2 separate regions of the Mus musculus genome follow, and region 1 is linked to region 2. The links are chromatin loops, found by intact Hi-C in ENCODE. Cell type or tissue: heart. All regions are shown on one strand. Each heading gives the region's core, and the rest is flanking DNA. Links, peaks and the distances in the headings are about the cores only.

Evidence for each region. Peaks named below come from ENCODE experiments on the same cell type or tissue, not always from the same donor. Only the 100,000 strongest peaks of a DNase experiment are listed, where the experiment ranks them.
Region 1: it touches region 2 in a loop (3-fold over the local background); 2 of 42 quality-filtered maps call a loop at or near these places.

Annotation. Positions count from the first base shown.
Region 1 is chr11:106,030,141-106,039,517 of GRCm38, forward strand. It overlaps Kcnh6 (potassium voltage-gated channel, subfamily H (eag-related), member 6), which reads left to right. Exons shown (of 13, transcript NM_001037712.2): 13 at 3,643-5,454. The coding sequence ends at 3,924. Dcaf7 (DDB1 and CUL4 associated factor 7) reads left to right here and starts at 6,732. Exons shown (of 7, transcript NM_027946.3): 1 at 6,732-7,121. The coding sequence starts at 6,984. In heart, for the core only: a CTCF peak has its summit at 3,444; DNase peaks (open chromatin) are centred at 2,116, 3,411, 3,750 and 6,671; H3K4me3 peaks cover 2,997 bases; H3K27ac peaks cover 2,475 bases.
Region 2 is chr11:105,964,561-105,973,780 of GRCm38, forward strand. Ace (angiotensin I converting enzyme (peptidyl-dipeptidase A) 1) reads left to right here and starts at 3,388. Exons shown (of 25, transcript NM_207624.6): 1 at 3,388-3,685; 2 at 4,347-4,514; 3 at 5,141-5,234; 4 at 5,993-6,136; 5 at 6,732-6,923; 6 at 7,457-7,554; 7 at 7,801-7,973; 8 at 8,301-8,524; 9 at 8,832-8,976; 10 at 9,219-9,220. The coding sequence starts at 3,422. It overlaps Gm11651 (predicted gene 11651), which reads right to left. Exons shown (of 3, transcript NR_104047.1): 2 at 7,865-7,980; 3 at 1,047-2,016. In heart, for the core only: a CTCF peak has its summit at 5,232 (motif pointing left); DNase peaks (open chromatin) are centred at 3,321, 3,511, 4,551, 5,071 and 1 weaker place; H3K4me3 peaks cover 1,532 bases; H3K27me3 peaks cover 7,883 bases.

The DNA.
Region 1 (9,377 bases), core at 356-8,355, 65 kb after region 2:
CTGACGGCAGAACTGCTGAAATTTTTGCGACGTATAAGCTGGTCCATTATCAGTCTTAAGGAGTCTGGGTTTCCCCCAAGCACTCCATGCCTCAAGACAATGTTGAATCACATGTGAGGCTTTTTCTCCAGTTAACGGAGAGGCAAACATGATGCCAGAACATGTGTCAATGGACACATGGAGATATTGAAGTTTTCCAAAGGAAGAAACATGTGTAACATCCATTTGCCAGACCTGTAGAGGTCGAATACCGCGTGGGTTAATTCCCACATGAGGAACTGGCAAGAACTCACAGCAGCTTTGACATTGAGTAACAATGTCACGGGCTTCTTTTCTTGTCAAGGAGAAACGACTGCGTAATGTTTCAGCCGTCACATGAAAATTATTATGAAAATTTCTTGCAGCCTCTACCGGGGATGATAGGGCAGCAGCCACCACTTTAGTGGCCTTATCTGCCAAATCATTTCCCAGAGCCATGGGGCCAGGTAGGCCTGAGTGGGCTCTAACATGAGTAATATAAACAGGAGATCTTCTAGATAACAAAACTAATTGTATCTGCTGAAAAATATTGGCAACTCTACTGGAAGGCTTAATCACTCCAGCCACTTCTAAAAGATTTACTGCATTAACCACATAATAGGAATCTGACACAATATTAAGGGGTTTTAAAAAGGTTTTTAAAACTTCTAAGACCACTAAACATTCTACCACTTGAGGTGAATTTTCATTATACTGTTTGGATACCACTTTACCATTAGCCACATAGGCACCTATGCCAGTTTTTGATCCATCAGTATATACCACAATCCCATTTTTAAGTGGGTTTCTTACTGTTATTTGTGGAAACACAACAGATTGATTTTGGGCAAACTGTAAGATTGGATGTTTTGGATAATGGTTATCTATTTTTCCTGAAAAGGAGGTAACTAAAACTGCCCAATCATTAGATGCGGCTGCCAAGGTTTGAACCTGTGCAGCGGTATAAGGTACAATTAAAAGATATGGACTTTGCCCAAAGTGGGTGATTGCTGCTTTTAGGCCTTTAAGGGCAAGCTGTGCAATTGCATCAGGATACCAATCTATTATTTTAGCTGGGGATACGTTTGGATGGATCCACAACAATGGCCCATTTTGCCACAAAACTGCAGTTGGCAATTGTGCTGTCTTAAAGACACACAAACTGAAAGGCTGCGAATCCTCAATACGTTGTAATTGTGCATTCTGTAAGGCCTTTTCCACTTTTTGTAAGGCCTGGTTAGCAGCTAGAGTAAGAGTCCTAGGGGAGGAGATATGAGGATCTCCTTCTAAAATACTAAACAAAGGCCTTAACTCAGCGGAAGGAATCTTTAAAAAGGGTCTGAGCCAATTAATATCTCCCAACAGCTTTTGAAAATCATTTAAGGTATGGAGGTGATCTCTTCTTATCTCTACCTTTTGGGGCACAATCTTATCTGGGGACACCACAGAGCCCAAGAATTGTCCTGTATCAGAAATTTGGACCTTTTCTGTGGCTATCTGTAAACCCCACTGACTTAAAGTTTTAAGTAGAAAAGGATATGCCTTTTGTAGCATGGTAAGGTCTTTATGGCACAGGAGGATGTCATCCATGTAAAGGAGCAAAATTAAAGAGGGGAATTGTTCCCTCACTGGCAAAAGAGCTTCTTGTATATAAAGCTGGCACATTGTAGGACTATTGGACATTCCCTGTGGTAAGATCTTCCATTGATACCTCTTATCAGGTTCAGCAGAATAAGCTCTCTGACCCGTTAACAAGTCAAAAGTCCAATCTCTCTGCTCTGGAGTTAAAGCAGCAGCGTTTGCTCGGGCCTGCGCCTGTGCCGCTTCGTGCCAAAGCGCTTTCCATTCCATATATTTGCCCATACTAGGAAGAGCGGCTTTTACAACCGTCTGCCAATCAGCAGGCGTTAGTGCCATACCAGCGAGCCTGTCTAACTGCACCAAGGTGAAATTAGCATTGGTTCCGTATTTACGAACCGACTCGGCAATTTCCTTAATCTGTACGTATTCTACCGGAGCGTGGACACGCCCACCCTCGGCTCCTTCAAAGACTGGAAATGCCTGTTCTATTTTCTTTTGTTCCTCTCGGGGAATGAATGAGTCTGCGCACTGCCTCTCTGCGCACTGCCCCTCTGCGCATTGCTGACGCACTACGGGCTGACGCACTACGCAGGGCGGGGACTCCGCATAGGGCGGGAGTGCACCTGGTAGCCGATTGCCCTGAGGCCAATTAGCAAACTGGCCTTCGCCAGCCGCTTTTGGCTTTTTCCTTAAATGACTAGTTAGCACTTTACTTGGCGGCTGGTATCCTTTTCTTTCATAATGAGCCGCTTTTTTCTCCCAGTCTGTTTCCTCAGAGGAGGATTCTTCACTTGCTTCAGAGTTACTAAGAGCTGGCTTCCTGAGCTCATCTAGTGACGAGTATCTCCTAGAGACCTCCGCTAATTGATCTTTTTTCTTTTCTTTTTTCTTTTTCTTCCTTCTAATCTCTCCCCAGGTATTCCTACCTGACCTTAACTTTTCCTCGGGTTCAAGACCCTTGGAAAGGCCTGTATACTTACCGTTTCTCCTTGCTCCTACTCTCTCTCCCCGCTTTACTTCTGATAGACTGTCCTGAATTTCCTCTAGAATTTTCAGCCCTATCTTAAGCACTATATAACATGTGAAAAGGAACAAAAGGGCTCCTAACACCAGAAAAAATTCAAGGCCAAACCTAACTTGTAAAGCCATTTTCCACTTTACTTCTGATAGACTGTCTTGAATTTCCTTAGAAAGTTCAAGATCAGACTTACCTCGTTCCCCAGCTGAAAAGTTCTGAATTCATACAGTTGAATCCTTCTTAACAGTCTGCTTTACGGGAACCTTTATCACCGTCGTTCCCCAGCTGATGAGTTCTGAATTCGGCAGTTGAATCCTTCTCAACAGTCTGTGTTACGGGAACCTTTATAAACGTGATCCGTAGTTCTGCTTCTGAAATGAAGTATCCCTCCTGCGCCAGTCCGGAGTTTTTTCTCGTCCCGGAATTCGGCACCAATTGTTATTCGACGCGTTCTCACGACCGGCCAGGAAGAACACAACAACCAGAATCTTCTACGGCAAAGCTTTATTGCTTATATCTTTATCGGGCCAGAGTGTAAGAAGCAAGAGAGGGAAGCAAGAGAGAGCAAGAAGCAAGAGAGAGAAAACGAAAACCCCTTCCCTCTTTAAAGAGAACAACCATTGCCTAGGGCGCATCACTCCCTGATTGGCTGCAGCCCATGGCCGAGCTGACGTTCACGGGAAAAACAGAGTACAAGTGGTCGTAAATACCCTTGGCTCATGCGCAGATTATTTGTTTACCAACTTAGAACACAGGATGTCAGCGCCATCTTGTGACGGCGAATGTGGGGGCGGCTTCCCACACACAAAAGCAAGACAGACATCTCCTAATCAACAACATCTGAGACTGATCACTGGCTTCCACATGTACTTGACTTATGCATGCATGCACTGGTGCACACACACGCACAACACACACACACACACACACACACACACCACAATGAGAAAATATCCAGCCCGACCTGGAGATAGGGGTGGGACTCCATACACAATATACCCTCTTTCCTTTTGCCTTTCTCCCAGACCCTAAGCTATGGTGATTTGGACAAACATATCCGGATGCCCAGGAATTTCTCCCCCAGGATACCTCACGTGGCCGCGGCAATGGACAAATCTCTGGTGCCGTCCTCAGAACAAGAGCAGCCCAAGGGGCTCCTGTCACCTCTGGCCTCACCTCTGTGTCCCCTGGAAGTACAGGGACTGGGTGGTCCCCACTTTTCCTCCCTCCCTGAACACCTCAGCTCCGTTCCCAAGCAGCTGGAATTCCAGAGACACGGTTCAGATCCTGGATTCACAAGGAGTTAGGCCCTTTAGACCCCGGGATAAAAGCTACCATGAGGGAATTTAAATACAGCGAGGTGAGAGTTAAGCCCCCTTCCATGGAGGGCCAGACAGCTCTCCCATAAAACTCTGAAAACCATTTTCTCTGAAAAACTGCAGACTGCTGAACCAGGTGACCAGGATGGCCTGAGCAGAGAGGCCTGGGACTTGGCCCAGCCTCCCTGGGAGTCCCTATAGTCAGCAAGCCAGGCAGAGGGCTGCTCAGGGGTAGCTCACAGGATGTAAGAGTCAGTGGAGAAGAGAGATGCTTCGGGTCTTCGGGAGAGTCTTGCTTGGGGCCGCACATGATCAGAACCACCCTCTGCCTCCAAAGCTCAGACCCAAGGCCAGGGTTGACCAGATCTTTACCAAAAGCCTCTAATATGGCTGGAATTAGAGGTTTCCTCTGTGGTGGACATAAAAGAAAGAGCTGCAGCCCTCAGCCCCTCAGCCCCCGAGAGTCCCATAACGATATCTGGGACATGCAGTACCACATAACTAATAAAGCCTTGAACATTTCATGTTGGGCTAGGTGTGTAACCCACCCGAACATCCTCAGGTCCGTGCCTATGCTGGGACCTTCTCCAAACCCTTCCCGCACCCAACCTGTTGGAGACCTGAAGGTGTCTCAGCTAGGAGCAGGGGCTCCACAGCCTGAAGCTGTCTCCAGCTGAAGGGAAACAGACTCAGCCTCCTAAGTGTCCACAGAGAATCATGGCCAGAGACGGTGTTTGTCCAGCCCTCCACCATCCTCTCCTGCACATGGTTGTCCTTCTAACCCGTAGAATAGCCTTAGGAAGTTGGTTTTACTATCCTCATATGAAAGGTCTTGGGTCAGTAGCAGAGAGACTATGGCACTTACCAGAGTGTGAGCAGGCCTTCTGGGCACGTCAGTATTTGCTTTCTGCTCTGGTGATGTGTTCCGGTTAGAAAAACATGTGTGCTCCCATATGTAAATGACATTTCAATAAAAAGTTAAACTCAACACACTAGAAAAAGGAGAACACGGTTTCAACCCACACTGCCTCGCTTGAGAGACCTGTTAAAACATCGTTGCTTGTCAGATAATTCTAATCTGTCCTCCTCAGCCCATTTTTCCTTCCTTTTGCAATTTCTATTTGATGCCCCAGAGTCTGTTAGTGAGTTTATGAGCACACATTCGCAAGTGTTTATACAAGCTAAAACGTTAAAGTTAACTTTTCTGTTGGGCGTGGTGGCGCATGCCTTTAATCCCAGCACTCAGGAGGCAGAGACAGGCGGATTTCTGAGTTCAAGGCCAGCCTGGTCTACAAAGTGAGTTCCAGGACAGCCAGGGCTATACAGAGAAACCCTGTCTCGAAAAAACAAAACAAAACAAAAAAGACCTGTTCCGTAAAATAGATAGATAGACCTCCGCTAAGATTGTACTACAAGACCATTATTAACCCACTGAAAAATCAGAAATGATGTAACCAATAGAAAACTATGGACCAAATTTCCTGATATGCACAGAAATAAAACGTTTCAATAAAATACACACCTAGGTATCCAGTTAATTTTCTTTTAACTTTTATTATTTTGAAACAGATTCTCAACTAGCCCAGGCTGCCTCTAATTGGCTCTGTAGCCCAGGATAAGAGTGACTTTCTGGTTCTCCTGACTCTACCTCCCAAGAGCTGGATTAGAGGTGTGTAACACCATGCCTAGGCTCTATGTAAAAATAAAAGTGCCCAGTAGACTTGTTCATACAGGTGGCCATTACTAAAAGATGGTTGATAAGTGTATACTATTGTCCCTCAAGGCTTCCAAGTGTTTGTATCCATTAAAAATTGTATTTTACAGACTGGAGAGGTAGGATAGCCCTATGGGCACTGGATGCTCTTGCAGCAGACCTGGGTTGGATTCCCATCTGTAACTAACTCCAGTTCCAGGGGATTGAATGCCTCTTCTGACCTCCGTGGGCAACTGTTCACATGTAGTACACTTACTTATACTCGGGCACATACAAATACACGTAAAATTAACGTGTTTTAAAGTACTGCCTAACAATTCAATACAACCCCTTTCAATATCGTTGAAAGAATTTACATTTATATTGGTGTACCTAGATCCAGGTTTTTCTGCATTTCAAACTCATGGCATATAAGCATTTAAAGTTGGATTACCATTTGGCTTCTGAACATCCCAGAGGAAGAAGGTAAGTGACTAATAGCCAGGTCATTTGCAAATCGATCCCAGAATTCAGGAGTCTCTTTAGTGTCTGTAGGAAAGCGCAGGAAAGCCTTAATCAATCTAGCCTGTCCCTGGACGTTTCTATCATGCCTGAAAGAGAACAGTTAAAAGGTGGGCATTGGAGCTGGAGAGAGTTCCCGTTTGGCAAAGACTGAGGGACCGCCGGACATAGGGAGATGTAATAAACGCAGGTGGTCCTCCATGAAGGTAGGTTTGACAGTTACTGTCAGTGGAGAGAGGTGATCAGAACAGCAGCAGCAGAGGAGAAATAGCAGGCTTTACTCTTGGCCTAGAATTTGGATCAGTAGAGGGGCACACTTGCCCCCATGCCACCCACGCCCCCATTCACCCGCACTGCGCCGTTATCCCCTTGACTGACATCTTGGGTAGCCAATGATCTTTGGGACTTCAAAAGAGCCCGCCTCCAGGAGCTGGGCGGGGCTAATGAGCAGAATGACAAACATTTTCACCAATAGTAAGGAGGGCGCGGGCGCTACAACTGTGTCGACCAATGAAAAGAAGGAACAGTTTGGAAAGGACGTACCCGGCAGCCAACGCTCGTCGCCGCTGCGGGGTCGCGTGGCTTCCGTTCCGAGAGGGCGGGCCGGCATCCCAAACGGAAGGTGGTAGCGCTGCCCGAGCTGGTTTGAAACTGGTGGTCGGGCCCGGCCGAGTGTGAGTGTGTGTAGCCGAGGACCCGCTGGAGGGCTAGGCCGTTCTTGACCGCCCCGGCCCCGCCTCCCCTCGGACCCGCGGACCCAAGCCCGGGTCCCCGCCTGTCTTGTGCCCCAGCCCGCTGCCTCTCTGGCCGGCTCTGCGGCCCAGCCGCCACCATGTCCCTGCACGGCAAACGGAAGGAGATCTACAAATATGAAGCGCCCTGGACTGTGTACGCCATGAACTGGAGCGTGCGGCCGGACAAGCGCTTTCGCCTGGCGCTGGGCAGCTTCGTGGAAGAGTACAACAACAAGGTGAGTTGTGCCGGGGCTCAGCGTGTAGCCGGCGGGGAACGCTCGAGGTGGGCGGCAGCCCCGGTCCCCACAACTCTCCTGCAAACTCGCCTTGACCACAACAAGGGGGTGGGTCCTCTGTGGTCCTGTCGCTGAGGTTGTCACACTCGTTGCCTCTTATTTAGTTTTGACAGCCGGGGGAAACCGAGGCACGGTGTTGTGACATGCCTGAGGCAGATAAGATTTTCGATGGTAGTAGCAGGTTTCAGATCGGAGTCACACCCCCAAAGCTATGTCCTCCGTCCCTCTCATTTCCCCCACTCCTGTCGCAGTGCTTCTGTTGCTAGGTGGGGGGCGGGAGAGAGGCAGTGGAGGAAGATGCGGCGCTTGGATTGGTGGTCGTGCATTCCTGGCCACGCGAGATTTCTGTTAGGGCTATTTATTGCAAGATCTTCCCCATCTCAGGTGTTTCTCATGGATACAGAGCCCTAATGCTAGGTTGTCATTGGTCATTGGTTTTGCTCCTTGATGTTCACCCTCCCCCAAACAGCCTATCCTTGGAAACCTTAGTCTGTGGCATTATCCCGCCATTATTTCTGAATAGAGAAAGATGACGTTTGACCTGTTCTTTTCGTGGTTCTTTACACATTCATTTGCAGCATTGCTGGACATCATCACTTCATCAAAACACTGGCAGAAGGAGAGAATTTTTATATGCAGGGTATAGGTTTGAAAGTATTGAGAAGAATTTTCTTTCCCTAATCTCTTACCTTCATTCTTTTGTTGTAATTTGAGTTAAAAAAAAAAAAATGAATGACAGTAATCAGAGATACTGAAAGCTTTGGCCAGTGGTATTTATAGCCAGTACTCTGCCTTACTCTTATGAACATCAGACTGGAGACAAATGACAAGATGGTGGGAGCAGTGGAAGAAGTAGGTGGTCTAGGATTTAGCTATAAGGCATTGAACAAACCAGATTTTATTATTTTTGACCCACAGTGATCTAGGAGAGGGCTTCTGTTTTATATGTGAAGGGTCAGGTGAAAACATTTGAGCATTTTAGGTTTGTTTATGGTATTTCGGGAGCACATGTGTTTCTCTGGGAAAGGGTCACCATTTTTTGGCATCTTCTTTGAGAAAAGGGTGAAAAGGATGGCCTTTGATTGTCTAGACGTCACACATACACCAGCAGTTTACAGTCCCAGGGAGTGTGTACCGAGCCGCCCTTTCCTAGTGAAGAGCCCTATTTCTTGTCTCCTCTCTAGTGGCTTTTTTTACCCCCACAGTGGCAGTAAAACTGGAGCTGGGCTTCAGGGTCCTGGTGTGCATAGTGTCTTATGAGGTTATTATTTTTTGAGACAGTCTCATGTGGCCCACCTGCCTCCACCTCCCAAATGCAGGGATCACCAACATATGCCACTGTGTCCCACTACCTTGTGGGTTTTGTTTTTCTAAAATAAAAGTGCCATATCTCCTTTGTTTGTTATCATAAGCTCCTTGAAGAAAGAAAATTTATTCCACTTTAGGACACACAGTGTTCATGTGGAACACCACAGTGGACGTGTTTGAGTGTGGGATAAACACGTCTGTGTTATTCAAATCAACCAACACTTGGAGTCATTAATCACTTTCCCATAGCTGCTGATATAACCAAAATCAGCCATGCATGAGACCCTGGGTTCCATCCCCAGCACAAGAATAAAAAAGTTTTCTAACTAAATTATCTGACTCCCTACCTCATCTGAACTGAGGCGCAGAGGCAGCTCATGCACAGCCACACAGGCTGGGGAGAACGTGGTTATGATTATCAGGTGGGGTCTAGAGAGAACCAGGGGTAATTCCTACCACCCGCATGGTGTCCCAATTCCAGTTCCAGGGGAGCCAACAGGCATGCATGAAGTACACATACATGCATAAAGAAGAGAGAATGAGAATTTAAAAGATGTCCACAAGGTGGTCAGACACCTTCTATGCATAAACAACAATTTAAAAACCAATCTTTCAAAAAATAAAAATGAGGAAAAGTAGGCCAAGAATGGTGACGTGCCTGAAATCTCAGCAGGTTCCGATTTGAAGGCCAGTCTGGGAGACTTTTTTTTTTTTCAGTGCGTGAACAAAACCCTCAGATATGTAGTTAAAGATCCTGCTTCGTAGCTCTCCTCTCTAGGGTTTCGTTTCCCAGGTTGGAGGAAGTTGTGAAGAGTGACTGCACAAGGCTCTGAAGGTAGGGGACAGACGAGGCACAGAATGGCAGAGCATGGGGAGACTGGAGGAAGG
Region 2 (9,220 bases), core at 1,221-9,220:
TATCCCAGCAGTCAGGCAAAATTGCTGTTAGTTGAAGCTGTGCCTTATTTCGAAACCAAAGGCTAACCATGAGATAAATACAATGTTGTAAAATAATAATCTGTAATGCTTGTTTACAAGGAGCGACTGATAACCAGGGGTAGTTGGCAATATCACCCTGCACCTCCTTCGAATGACATTTTATTAAAGTAGCTTGTTGGGTTACATGGCACACTGACAACAAAGAGCAATAGAAATAAATATAAGGATTTCTGAGCTCCCAGTTCTTTTCTCTCTTTTTTTTTTTTTTTTTTGATGAGTATTAGTGTTTGTGTCTGCATCCCACATGCATGCACTGCCTACAGCGGCCAGAAGAGGGCATCAGACCCCCAGAAGATGGAGTTACAGGCCCTGGGAGCTGCCCAGTGTGGGTGCTGGTAACTCAGGTCCTCGGCCAGAGCAGCAAATGTTCTCAATCACGGGACCATCTCTCCAGATTCTTTCCTGTTGGTCACGTTTGTATTGTGTGTGTGTGTGTGTGTGTGTGTGTGTGTGTGTGTGTGTATGTGTGTGTGTGTGTGTATGTGTGTGTGTGTGTGTGTGTGTGTATGTGTGTGTGTGTGTGTATGTGTGTGTATGTGTGTATGTGTGTGTGTGTATGTGTGTGTGTGTGTATGTGTGTGTATGTGTGTGTGTGTGTATGTGTGTGTATGTGTGTGTATGTGTGTGTATGTGTGTGTGTGTGTGTGTATGTGTGTGTGTGTGTGTATGTGTGTGTGTGTGTGTGTATGTGTGTGTGTGTGTGTATGTGTGTGTATGTGTGTGTGTGTGTGTGTGTATGTGTGTGTGTGTGTGTGTGTGTGTGTGTGTGTATGTGTATGTGTGTGTGTGTGTGTGTGTGTGTGTGTGTGTGTGTGTGTTTGGCTTTGTTGTTGTTTGTTTGAGGAAAAGTCTTCCTACATAGTCCGAGATGGACTTGGAACTCATGTAGCCCAGGCTGACTCCCAACTTTTGGTCCTCCTGCCTTGGTTTCCCAAGGGTAAGGATTCCATGAATAATACCACCAATGCTTAGTGATGAGTTTATTTTTAAGGATTTTCCCTCGGCTCTGTAGTTACCAGTAACTGGAAAGGATTTAAAGGGTGAGAGATTGGCGGCATGAGCACAGGTGGGCAGGATCTGCACAACTCCTCACTGGCCTCATCCTAATTAGATCTTCCTGCAGGGTTGGGGGCCTCCTCCACAGTCTGTGGCACCTGGGAGCTGACAGGGGAAAGAGAACCTTACCACTTCCCTACCTCCCGGGGATATCTAAACGTCAAATTATACCACTCACACATAAGGGTACAGAAACATCCAACGTGCAATACAAGTGTAAGGTATATTTTCCTTATGTTCCCTCTCCTTCATGTACAAGACCCTAAAAATAGAGAAAGTTATTTTTAACTTTGATTTATCACGATATTCAATGTATTACTGTAAATTCCAAATTGGTGGGGTTTGGTTCTTCATAGATCGCTCTTGCAGAGACCGGGAGCTCCCTGCCAGGGGCATGTGCTCGAACGCCAGTCATTCATGTCACCCTTGTGCTCCCTTCTTTGTGACAGGTGCATGCTAAGCTCTGGGAAACCCACAGAGAATAAAGCAGATTGATAGAGTCTGTATCCACTCCCCCAAAAGTATGGCATAGTGGAAAGCCCTGTGCTTCAACAAGCTCTTACAATACATTGTCACCTTGAGGGAGGAGGAGGGTGACGACTCCAAGTACCCAGGCTATCAGTAAGCAAGGTTAGATTATTTTATCACAGTAGTGAGCCTTTGATTTCATCACGTCTGTAAGGCAGAGCTGTTCATTCCTGAACTTAGTCCCTAATCGGAGAGTAAAGAGGATGTCACACTGCCACACAGCTGGGCCTGAGAATGAGCCAGCAGAAAGCACAGCCTGCTCTTCCACTGTCTGGCCTGGTACTCAGGAGCTCTTCAGAGACAGTTGGGCCTCCAGCTCCACCCTGTCTTTCTCTCTCCTTGCTTTCAGTTCTGTTTCTGACAGAGGGGGAAAAAAGAAAAAGAAAAACAAACAACACAAATCAGATGCGCTCAATACAAGCTAAGGCCTGTACTTACCCCTGCCCACCCACCCTCCTCTTTGGGATCCTCTTTCTGAACTCCATAGGTACCACTCTCAGAATCCCCTCCTAACCCTCCACCAGTACAGCCTGCTTCCTCCAGAAACACAACAGCTCACACAAACCCACAGCCCTCAAATCCTGGGAGCCCAAGCAATATGGACCACCTAAGTTCTCAGCAGGTGGCCCCTTGCTCCTTCCTCCTTTCTCCATCTCTACCCGTCCCCTGGGACCTCTTTGGGAGCAAGTCACCTGACAGGCCAGCACAGTCTCACTCTGAGTCCTTGCAGGTCACACAATCTCCCATGTGAACTCCATCACCCCATCTGGCAAGGACAAGGGTCCGCCCACCTCTTTGGGGGCACAGCCCTGGTGCTCAGAGGTTAACTTCACAGGCTGCTGATGCATTTAGAGGACCTGATTCTCCTTCCCCCAGGCCTGTCACTTTGAGGGACGGGTGGAGGAGACAGGGAAATGACTGGGAGTGTGGAGACCTGAGGTGACTTGAAGCCAATCTGTCTCAGGGGTAATTTCTCCATTTTTAAAAAGCAGGGGGTTGTTGTAATCTCTAAGGCACATTTTTTTTTAGCTTTCAGAGCGTGCAACTGCGAGGTTCTAGGGCTCTGTTGGGACCACACATGATGGTTCTTGTGAGTTGAACAGCTGTGTATCCAAAGAGTAGGGGCAGGCATGCCAGTGCTGATGGCCTAGTCTATGGCTCCCCCTCATAGAGCAGAATAGACTCTATTTCGAGGCATCCCAACAACCGAAGCCCAAGGTGAACTGGTTGCTGACATCTGCAGCACCTAGCCAAGGCGCCTGTCAGGACAGCTAAACTTCCCGCGCCCACGCAGGCGACCCCTTTCCTCCATGACCTGGCAACCTTAAGTCCATCCCGGTGGCACCAGCCTGCCACCCCCGCCCCCTTGTCACTCAAGAGCCCGGAAAGGCTTGGAGGGTTATGCCAAGCCTGCTGGGCTCTGTGGCCTGAGACTACGTGGTGGCGGCCAGAGGGCACGGTTGGGCCGCAGCAGTGTTTGCAGCGGGCAGGGACCCTTTTCTAGCTTCCTCTGAGAGAGCCCGATCTAGCCCCATTTCTCCATCCAGGCTGCTCCCTGGCCCCACAGGGCTCTCCTTGCCCAGGGCGGGCGGGGAATCAGCCGGGTTCGCGCTGCCGGGGACTTTGGAGCGAGGAGGAAGCGCGGAGGGGCGGGGAGGTGGGGGTGTGTCGGGAGGCGGTGGTGGCTGGGTTTTATAATCCGCAGGGCGGTCGCGGCACGAGAGAAGGGGCAGCGCCGCACCGCGCGCACCGCGCCATGGGGGCCGCGTCCGGCCAGCGGGGGCGGTGGCCGTTGTCGCCTCCGCTCTTGATGCTGTCGCTGCTGGTGCTGTTGCTGCAGCCGTCGCCCGCCCCGGCACTCGACCCTGGATTGCAGCCGGGCAACTTTTCCCCGGACGAGGCAGGGGCGCAGCTTTTCGCTGAAAGCTATAACTCGAGTGCCGAGGTGGTGATGTTCCAGAGCACCGTGGCCAGTTGGGCGCACGACACCAACATCACGGAGGAGAACGCGCGACGCCAGGTGGGTGCCCGGGCCCGGGCGGGGGCGGGGCGCAGCAGGACGCAGCGGCCAATCACAGGCCTGCGGTCCGTCGCCTAGGGCGGACAGCAGACGCCAGAACCCCCCCGCCCCCCAGCCTCAACCCTGAGCACTGAGGTCCCTAATGGGACCCCTGCCATTAGGCCGGACCCTCCCACCCGCTCTGCGCATTAGACAGGCAATGATGCTCCAGTACGGGCTGGGCACGTGATCCAAGCCAACACAGGAATGGAGTGGATGAAGCTGGCTCCTCAGAGGCCAAAATCCTCCCGAAGCGGCATCAAGGGTTGGGGCGATGGCTGTCTGCGTACAGGGTACCCAGCTTGGCTGCAGAGCCCTTGCCCTCTGGCATTTGCCTGATCTCCTGTTGAGTTTCTTTCCCTGGCCCTCCACTCACTGTCCCCTACTTTGGCCCCAATTTTCTCCTTCATTGTTCCCTTTGAACTAGATTCCCACACTTTCCAACCAGAGGGCTCAGGAGGAGGGGTGCTGCCCCTGCAAGCTCATCCCCAGGACAGGATCTCTGCAGGAACAAGGGGTCCGGAAGCCCTTAGCCTACCACTGCTCTCTCAGTTCTGTAGTCTCTCCTACCTGAGCCTCTTTCTAAGCTGGGCTACTCTTTCTACCCTCCTGGTGAGCACAGGAGGAAGCGGCCCTGGTCAGCCAGGAGTTTGCAGAGGTCTGGGGCAAGAAGGCCAAGGAGTTGTATGAGTCCATTTGGCAGAACTTTACTGACTCAAAGCTGCGAAGGATCATCGGATCTATTCGGACCCTAGGACCTGCCAATCTGCCCCTGGCCCAGCGGCAGCAGGTGGGTCTGAGGGTGGAGGCAGAACTTGAGCTCCCCGGGTGCCTATTGTGGTTGGGAAAGCAGCCCGGCAGACCGGAAGGGACTGATAGTCTGTTTGGACCTTGGCTATCAGGAATCTGGGGAGACAGAGTGCTGTTCATGGGCTTTTCCCTCCAGATGCATGGTGTGACAAGTCACTTTGTATTGTGGAGTAGAAAGCCAAACGCGGGAGCTGGCGGGTAGCTGAACTAGTGTGAGGCCCTGGAGTTCATACTCAGAATTGTATTGCACATACAAAGAGAGATGTGCTCTCTCTCTCTCTCTCTCTCTCTCTCTCTCTCTCTCACACACACACACACACACACACACACACAGCACAAAGGCCAGGGGATAGCAGGGATTCATGCCCGCTGTGAGCTGGAGACCAGCTGATGCTTGCCTCGGCTCTCTGGTCAGTGGGTACCACCTGCAAAGGCTGCTTGCACTGAAAGGGGCACCAGTATAGTAGGGGTTGGAAGAACTGGGTGGCCTTGTCTGAGTCACATCCTTCCTCCAGGCCGCTTTTTCCTTCCAGCCAAAGGGGTGGGAAGATTAACTCCAGGGGCTAATATTTGGTCACTAATATTTCCTCAACTCCAACTTGGCAGTACAACTCTCTGCTAAGCAACATGAGCAGAATCTACTCCACTGGCAAGGTCTGCTTCCCCAACAAGACTGCCACCTGCTGGTCCCTGGACCCAGGTATGGTCCTGTCCAATCTCTGCTGGGGTTTCCTGGTCCTTTTGGGTCACCTCTAGGATGATGTCTGTCAGTAAACCAAAGGCACTGGTACCCCATTGGGGCTGGAATGTGCAGATGTACCCACACTTCTGCCTCACACCCTTGCTGCTTCTGGCAAACTCACTTCAGGGAGCCTCTAGCACAGCGGTTCTTATCCTGTGGGTTGTGACCCTTTTGGGGGTCAAAACAACCCTTCCACAGGGGTCACCTAAGACCATATTTACCCAACACAGATATTTACACTATGATTCACAACAGTAGCACAATTACAGACGTAAAGTAACAACAGAAATAATTTTATGGTTGAGGGTCCCCACATGAGGAACTGTATAAATGGTGGAGGCATTAGGAAGGTTGAGAACCACTGGGCTAGCCCACCCCTCCACCACCGTCTGGCCACCTAGCTCTCCTTTTAGGGGTCCTTTCACCTTCCCCAAAAGCTTCCCACAAGCCCTGGGTCCCTTGGTGCTTCGCTGTTTTATGCAATGGGCCATGGAGGGTTTGTCTATTCTAACCTCTAAATGTCCTTTCTGTGTCAACTGCCTTAGACGTTTTCCTGGGAGCAGGGTCCTGCCTGGTGCTTTCTTTGGATAGCCTCATCTCCCCAAACCCATAGGCTGCCCTTGGTCTGGGGATACTGTGATGCGTGAGGAAGCTGGTGGGAATGAAGACCAGTGTATACCTCTGGTTTCATAACTGATCCTGCTCACCTCTCTCAGAGCTCACCAACATCCTGGCTTCCTCACGAAGCTATGCCAAGTTGTTGTTTGCCTGGGAGGGCTGGCATGATGCTGTGGGTATCCCACTGAAACCCCTCTATCAAGACTTTACTGCCATCAGTAACGAAGCCTACAGACAAGACGGTGAGCCTGCATCTTTCTCTCCATGGACAGACAGCCACCTTTCCTATCTTATAAGGCATCCTTGTCTGCTGTCCCCAGTGAGCCCTAAACCCCTGAGCTAGATAAAACAGCCAGACTGATGGTCTCAAGATCTCATAGCTAGTGGGAATGGTATGAAACCTGCAGCCAACAGACCCTGCTGTCCTGTCCCTTTTACTGATGCTCCTGGTACTACCTGTGGCACTGCTCCTGGCCCTAAGACTCTCTACCTCTTTGTGTTCTTGGACCTGTTTTGCTGGAGCCTAGAGTGGACCTTGATATGGTGACCCATATCTGTAATCCCAGTATTTGAAAGGCTGAGTTAGAAGGATGAGGAGTTTGAAGCCAGCCTGGACTACATAGTGAGACCCTGGCTTTGAAATGAGGGAGGGGGGACTAGTTATGGCACACAACTGTAATCCCAGAGCTGGAGAGACTGAGGCAGGAAGATCTTGAGTTCAAGGCCAGCCTGAGCAAGTCTCACTCCAGTGCTTGGAATCAGGACAATGGTAGAGTTGAAGCTAGGATGTGGACAGCCAAAGCTCTGGGCCTGACCTGCACTCTCCCACCCTGTTAGACTTCTCAGACACAGGAGCCTTCTGGCGCTCCTGGTATGAGTCCCCCTCCTTTGAGGAGAGTCTGGAACATATCTACCACCAACTAGAGCCCCTCTACCTGAACCTCCATGCCTACGTCCGCCGCGCACTGCACCGCCGCTATGGGGACAAATACGTCAATCTCAGGGGGCCTATTCCTGCCCATTTGCTGGGTAAGAACCTGAACCTTGCTGCCCAGAGGAGCTCGGGTGCAGGAGGATGCCTAGAAGAGGGACGATGGGTCACCCTCACAGTGCCTCAGGCATGTGGAATGTCATAACCTTTGCTTCCTTACACGGAAGCCCCCCATGGCTCAATGTCCCCACCAAGCTGGAATCCTGCTTTAGAGACTGAGGTTTATTTAGAGCCAAGAATTTAGAGCCAATGGAAAACTGGAATAGAGCAGAGCTAGGGGTCAAGTCGATGGCTTTGGCTTCAGGGTCAGGGTTAGCAGCAGCCTTATTGTGGACCATACCTGAGGACATGAGTCTGGGAGCCTGGAAGCCTGGAAGCCTGTGGCCCCTTAGTGAAGGATCCTGGCATAATCGGAAAAGACACCAGTAACCAGTCCTGTGGAGCCCACAGAGTCAGGGGACATGTCCTTTGGCCCAAGGGTATATAGGTGCCGACACCCACACAGGATAGCATACATAATGGGAATGGTTGAGCAGGAGACCAAACTGTCCCACTTGCTTCTTCCCTGTAGGAGACATGTGGGCCCAGAGCTGGGAGAACATCTACGACATGGTAGTGCCTTTCCCAGACAAACCCAACCTCGATGTCACCAGTACAATGGTACAGAAGGTAGGTCAATGAGACAGGAGTTGGGGGTCATGTGATAGGCATGGGGCCCCTCCCCTTTTCTGCAATAGTCAACAGTGACCTAAGGTGGCAGAGTGATCTGCTGTGGTCAGTAGTGCCCTGCCTTTGGGAAGTGAGGCCACTGAGCCTCAGATACCTTTCCTGTCCTGGGTGGAAGTCACAAGCCCTGAGCTCAAGGCATGGCTCCATACGGCTGCCTCCTGACCTGTTTCCCTGCCTGCTGGCCAGGGCTGGAACGCCACACACATGTTCCGGGTATCAGAGGAATTCTTCACCTCGCTGGGGCTCTCACCCATGCCTCCTGAGTTCTGGGCGGAGTCAATGCTGGAGAAACCAACGGATGGACGGGAGGTGGTGTGCCACGCCTCTGCCTGGGACTTCTACAACCGGAAGGACTTCCGGTCAGACCTGGGGAGAGGAGTGCACAAGGGGTCTAAGGGAGGCGGCTGTGACACAGACCTGCCTCTGTACTGGGGGATTGGTCTATGCCAAGACAATAAGCCACATTAGCTCAGTATCCCTGCCGCTTGGAGGGACGACCAGCTGTGTTGCCTTGGCGTGGCTTGAGTGATGGTGGATCAGGGTAGGGTCAATAGGGTTGCTAGCTCCTGAACTCTCCTCACCCCAGGGCAGAGTCCTCCTTGGCCCTGTGTTCCTCCAGGACCAGCCTTCCCAGCACTCTGGTCCTGCCCTCAACATCACCTTCATCCCCATCATCCCCACTCCAGGATTAAGCAATGCACACGGGTCACGATGGAACAGCTGGCCACAGTACACCACGAGATGGGCCACGTGCAGTACTACCTCCAGTACAAGGACCTGCACGTCTCTCTGCGTAGAGGTGCCAACCCTGGCTTCCATGAGGCCATTGGGGATGTGCTTGCACTCTCCGTCTCTACCCCTGCACATCTGCACAAAATCGGCCTACTGGACCATGTTACCAATGACATAGGTATGGCGGGGGGGGGGGGGGGGGGGGAGGCATATCCAGCCTGGCTCATTCAAATCTCCTACCACAGTAGATCCCCACTGCTCCTCACTCCATCTCGTCCTTATTTTTAACTTGAGACACCAGATGCACACACCCTGACCTTAGCACTCACCCAGAGTCCTTGTCTAAGCGGGGCTTAGAACTTGAGGCTCACCTCCTCTATCTGTCCAGCCTCGCCTCCTGCCAAATGACCCTCCCTCCGCCAGGTCCACTCTGCCCTAGCTGCACTCTCTCCTTCCCCCTTTTCTTTCTTCTTGTTTCTGAACAGAGAGTGACATCAATTACCTGCTAAAGATGGCCCTAGAGAAAATCGCCTTCTTGCCCTTTGGCTACCTGGTGGACCAGTGGCGTTGGGGGGTCTTCAGTGGACGGACCCCACCCTCTCGCTACAACTTCGACTGGTGGTATCTTCGGTGAGAAGAGGCTCACCCAGGGCACCTCCTGCCTCTACCAGTCTTGTCCCTTCCTTTCTAACGTCTGCCCTTTTCCCTTCCCACTGAAGCCTCGCCTTCAGGAAGTCCCCTCACCCCCATTTTCCAGGCTGTGGAAGGGATGCTGAGGAAGGGGTGGGATAGGGGTGGAGCCGGTATCTTTTCTGCCAGTCTCAGGCAACGTGTACAGCCTAGGGCCTTAGGATTTAAACATCCTCTTCTAGAA